Regions from separate parts of the Homo sapiens genome. Here region 1 is linked to region 2. The links are chromatin loops, found by intact Hi-C in ENCODE. Cell type or tissue: HepG2. All regions are shown on one strand. Each heading gives the region's core, and the rest is flanking DNA. Links, peaks and the distances in the headings are about the cores only.

The links. Hi-C counts contacts between places; a loop is a spot of excess contacts. Peaks named below come from ENCODE experiments on the same cell type or tissue, not always from the same donor. Only the 100,000 strongest peaks of a DNase experiment are listed, where the experiment ranks them.
Region 1: a loop joins it to region 2, with 8 times the contacts of the local background. A loop is called at or near these places in 2 of 110 quality-filtered maps.

Annotation. Positions count from the first base shown.
Region 1 is chr4:69,615,789-69,618,613 of GRCh38, forward strand. The region is part of intron 3 of UGT2A1 (UDP glucuronosyltransferase family 2 member A1 complex locus); the gene reads right to left. The region is part of intron 1 of UGT2A2 (UDP glucuronosyltransferase family 2 member A2); the gene reads right to left. Among named protein-coding and RNA genes, the nearest start is that of UGT2A2, 22 kb to the right of the region's middle. In HepG2, for the core only: a CTCF peak has its summit at 1,492; a DNase peak (open chromatin) is centred at 1,503.
Region 2 is chr4:68,374,908-68,377,732 of GRCh38, forward strand. It overlaps the pseudogene MT2P1. Among named protein-coding and RNA genes, the nearest start is that of YTHDC1, 26 kb to the left of the region's middle. In HepG2, for the core only: a CTCF peak has its summit at 1,229 (motif pointing left); a DNase peak (open chromatin) is centred at 1,244; H3K4me3 peaks cover 335 bases.

The sequences.
Region 1 (2,825 bases), core at 33-2,532, 1.2 Mb after region 2:
ACCCTTGTGCACTGTTGGTGGGAATATAAAATTGGTGCAGCCACTATGGAGAAGAGTGTGGATATTTCTCAAAAAACTAAAAATAAAACTACCATATGATCCGACAATCACACTGCTGGGTATATATCCAAATAAAGGAATCAGTATATCAAAGAAATATCTGTACACCCATGTTTATTGCAGTACTGTTCCCAATAGCCAAGATATGGAATCAACCTATATGTGCATCAATGGGTGAATCAACGGACAAGTGAAAATCCCGTCATTTGCAATAACTTGGATGAATCTAGAGTTTCCTCCAGTTAAGTCAAATGAAATAAGCCAGGCGCGGAAAGACAAATATGCCGTGTTTTCACTCACATGTGGAAGCTAAAAACAATAATTAACGAATGAAGATATAGAGAAGATATAGAGTAGAGAGATGGTTACCAGAGGCTGGGAAAGGTCTTGGGGGGTGGGGAGGGTATAAAGAGGGCATGATTAATAGCTACAAAAATATAGTTAGAATGAAAAAATCTAGTGTTTGATAGCACAATAGGATGACTATAGTTAATAATAATTTGTGTGTTTTAAAATGACTAAGAGTGGAATTGGAATTTTCCTAACATAGAAAAGATAAATGTTTGAGGTTATGGATATCCCAATTATCCTGATTTGATCATTACACATTTTAAGCTTTCATCAAAATGTCACATTTCCTGTAAATCGATACAACTATTATGTATACATAATAATTAAAAATGAAAACTTAAACAATTATAACATGTACCCCACCAACAAAAAGGAACTGAAGTGTTTGCAACTTCCAGTTTACCATTTCCTGTAAAGCCACTGGCTTACCCATTCAATTAATTTGAGAGAAATGAAGCCAGAAAAAATTGATAATTTTATCTTCTAACTAGGATTTGCGATAGTTCATTTAGGGAGATAAGAAATGGAAAAGTATAAGCTATAAATCCTCCATTTAGTTGGAACTGTAGCTTCTCATTATAATAAAAATCAAAAGCTAATGACACTTTCTAAATTTCTCTGCCATTTTCTTTTCTTTTTTTTTTTTTTTTTGAATAGTGGTTTCTAAGTTTCATTTTCCCACTTGAAATTGCCTCTGTGTATGTGGCATCTATAATCAATGACAATGGAGGAAAGAAATATCTGCATAAGTTTCTGCCCATGCTTTTTCCACTACTGTTTTGTAGTTAAAATGTAGGTGAATGAGAAATATGTAGCTGGTGGAAATAGGATATAATTTCAGTTTCCAATTGCCAGGAAATTCTCAACTTCTCTGATCTTGATTTCTTCATCTGTAAAATAAAGTTAGAATTACAGAACTATTGTTAGTATTCAACAATAAACTATGTGTAAAAGCACTTTCAAAACTATAAAACAAAAATGTGCATCCTTTGGCAGTTGCTAAATGTAGTCCTTAGGTTAAAGTTAAATCTCACTTGAGACTTTCTTTTTCTTCAAGCAGTTTATCAAGCTTTAGGATCTGCTGCCCTCCTATGGATGATGGTTGATAGTGCTGAATAAGTATGGTGAGTCCAAATTATTAGGAGTTTAATAATTTTGTTGACGGCGTAAAAATAAAGTTCATTTAGATCTACTTATGTTTATACAAAGATATAATATATATGTTTATAACATGTAAGAAATGTATATTATAAAACAAATTATGTGTACGTATATACGTAGACGTACAAAACCAAGATGAACACACACAACATATTTAATAGGAAATATTGTAGCCATTCTCTAAGCACTAGTTTCCTTCATATTCAGGAAGAAAGACTGTTTCAAATTAGGGCTAGTGCTATCTATAAGTTAAAATAATGATATAAATACATTAAAAGTTTAAGTAGATTTCATTAGCAACATACAGGGTCCATTAAGACGTTCTTTAAAATACTAAAATAATATAAATTATTATTCATTATTGGGAGTTAACATTTCTAAAAATATTGCCATTATAATACACTTACTATCTAGGATTTTCTGATGTAATTTTCAAGATAGTTGAAATAAAATATAACTAGGTTTCAAAATAAAACAGGGCAATAATTGTCTTATGTAAAAATCTTCAATACTTAGTTTCCTGAGGAAGAAACAAAACCGACACAGTAACAGTAACAACAAAAATGAAAAACAAGACTTTACAATCCTAACATTATTGTGTTCAAATATGTCTTTCGGAAATCATTCACATTTGGGATTTAATGAGAGAAAATTTTCCAGGCCTTAAGAATTTATTTGTTTGACATCATTTAATTATGAGTCTAAATAGATTCAAATTAAATAAAAATTAGATTACATGTTTTTATATAGATATTTAGTATCCGTGTACGTAATCATCATAATTCTATGAGAAAATATTATTTCACAGATAAATAGGCCAGTAAGCATGTGTGTGTGTGTGTGTGTGTGTGTGTGTATGTTTGTGTGTGTGTGTGTGTATGTGTGTGTTGAAGGGGGAAGAATGTATTACATTTGGTAAGTCTGGTTACAGTTCTCTTAAAAATGTTTTTGGGGCATTAAATTAAGTCCAACCAGTAACCCCAGGAACTCATACTAATCAATCTAATTGGGAGATTCCACTACAGGTTGGCAAAAGGCTTTGTCACAAGAGAAGAGATTTAAAAAGCACAAAAATGTCTTGGTGAATTCTAACACATTTCTAACTTTGTTTATTGAAAGGGTCTTTGTCTATTTCTGCTGCCAAAAATAAATTTATTTTAACCATGTGGCCGTTGAATGAGAATTTAAACAGACCATATTAATAATATTTTGAAATAAGTTTTCATGTGTAAGTACACAAAGATTGTATATTG
Region 2 (2,825 bases), core at 141-2,640:
AGCTGGGATTACAGGCATGCATCACCACGCCTGGCTAATTTTTGTATTTTCTTTAAATTAGAGACAGGGTTTCACCATGTTGGCCAGGCTATTCTCGAACTCCTGACCTCAAGTGATCTGCCCGCCTCAGACTCCCAGAGTGCTGGGATTACAGGTGTGAGCCACCGCGCCTGGCTAATTTTTCATGTTTTTAGTAGAGACGGGGTTTCTCCATGTTGGCCAAGCTGGTCTCAAACTACTGACCTCAAGTGATCCACCCGCCTTGGCCTCCCAAAGTGCTGGGATTACAGGCGTAAGCCATCGCGCCCTGCCTTGTTTTCAAAATTAAACTTAGTTGAAGCCTGTAAGACTTAAAATGAAAGCAAGATTATGTGACTTGATTATGATGCAGCCAAATGAATTTAGATGCAAATGCTAGACTTGAAATGTAAGTGTACGAATATACAGCAGTATAATTTTATGAGGTCTGGGGGTTACTTGTGCATGAGCCCAGGATTTAGATATCTGGCTACTCACAGTAAGATCCATGGAAGGAAATAAATTCTATAAGGAAGCACTGTATAACTCAAAGAAACTAGAGAGGCCCAAATGTCCAAAGCTGCCATTTCGCTTGCTGGAATTTGCTGGTGGAATAACTACCCTTCCCCGAATTAATGAGGCTAAATGAATTCCTGGGGAACCCTCAGGCTGTCAGTGTAACACCTCCCACATCTTTTTTCTCCAGCAGGTGGCATGTACAGCACCATCCTGAAATGGTGATAACTTTATTATTATTATTGTCACTATTCATGGGGCTAACCATCTTCCCTTTTCTTCCCAAATAAGTACATGGAGTTTTAGCATAGGTATTAAAGAAGGCTCGTCAGCATGATGGCTTAAGTCTGTAATCCCAGCTACTGGGGAGGCTGAGGTGGGAACCGAGGAGTTCAAGGCTACAGTGAGCTATGATCATGCCACTGCACTATAGCCTGAGTGACAGAAGGAGACCCCGTCTGTAAAAACAATTTAAAGAGAGAAAGAGAAAGATAGAGAGAGAGAGAATTCTTGTTTCAATGACCTAGAGGAAAAAAGATGTTATAAGTTCGCTTTTGAAACTGGAACATTAATTTTTCACCATATTAAGACAAGACCCTGTATATACACGTTAAACTTAAACAGCTATCTTTTAGGCTGTTGAATGCAAGAAGGTAAGTTTAAGTACCATCTAGTGGTAGGCATCACCCTCCACCTAGTGGCATCCCTCTCCATCTAGTGGCAAGATAGGCGAATTGAAAGCAAGTGCCAAAGAAGAAATAGTCTGATACTGAAATGTTGAACAAAAGTTTAAAAAGACAACAGTATTGACCACGCCTCCTCCAAGTCCCAGCGAGCCCGTGTACAACCTGTCCCGACTCCAGCCGCCTCTTCAGCTCGCCATGGATCCCAACTGCTCCTGTGCCGCCAGTGACTCCTGCACCTGCGCCGGCTCCTGCAAGTGCAAAGAGTGCAAATGCACCTCCTGCAAGAAAAGCTGCTGCTCCTGCTGTCCTGTGGGCTGTGCCAAGTGTGCCCAGGGCTGCATCTGCAAAGGGGCGTCGGACAAGTGCAGCTGCTGTGCCTGATGCTGGGACAGCCCTGCCCCCAGATGTAAATAACGCGACCTCTACAAACCTGGATTTTTTATGTACAACCCTGACCCTGACGTTTGCTACATTCCTTTTTCTATGAAATAATGTGAATGATAATAAAACAGCTTTGACTTGAAAAAAAAAAAAAAAAGAGAATAGTATTAAAGTACCAGATAAACTTTACCACTGTTTTATTAAATTTTAATATAAATAAACTATGTAAAATAATTCATGATTGTAGCAGGTTATCTAATTTGGAAATAAAAAGAATACTCTTGCTGGATGGTAAACAGACTATTCCTAGCATGAGGTCTTTTCTTGGAATTATTTTATCTTAGTCCTTACCTAGAAGGACTTAGGAAGTGACAAACAGTGCTAAAAACCTGAGAGAAAAGTTAAGACATAGTGACAGAATTTTGCAGGACAAAAGAGTGATATTAGTACAGTCTTTCTTATGTTAAACCTTTTATGATCTTGAAAATCTTATCTTTAAATCTTAAGAAGCTGTTGGATTATACTTTAATCATTGCAGGGAAAAGATTTAGAAATTATGTTGTCAACCAGTTTAGATCAAATTGACATCAGAATTGGGTCTTTAGGAGGAGATTTTTGGTACAATAACTTTGTAATCTGAGGATACTAATCAGGGTATAATAGTACACTTAATTAGTATGATTAGCTGATAGTCTCAAGTTAGGACGACAGTCATTGAGCCCATATCAGGTAGTTAACAGTGAGCATCTATCTGTTCTAATATGTTCAGCATTCTGTTAGGATTAGTTGGTGTCCATGCTGTCCTTGTTATTAAATCATCTGAATATCATCCAAGACCATAAGGGACTGTATGTTCACAGGAAAAAAATAACAAAATCACAAAATGTGAAGAATGTATGTATTATGAAAAGAAGGTAGGCAAACAGATATCTTTAAAAGAGGAAGCTAAAAAAATAAAAATAAAAGAGGAAGCCAAATGAATGGATCAGATAGAAAAAAATGTTCAAAAGTGTAATAATTGTTTTAAAAGGACTAAAAATATTTTTAGAGACCCAAAGGAGGAAATTAGAAACATGAATCAGAAAAATCAGTTATGAAGGACCAACTGGAGATATTCAGTATGAAAAACCTAATAACTGAAATAACTCAGTAAGTATGGTATTAGATAAACCTTATAGATGTTTTTTAGATACTGCTTTTCAGAGTGAACACACTTGAAATACA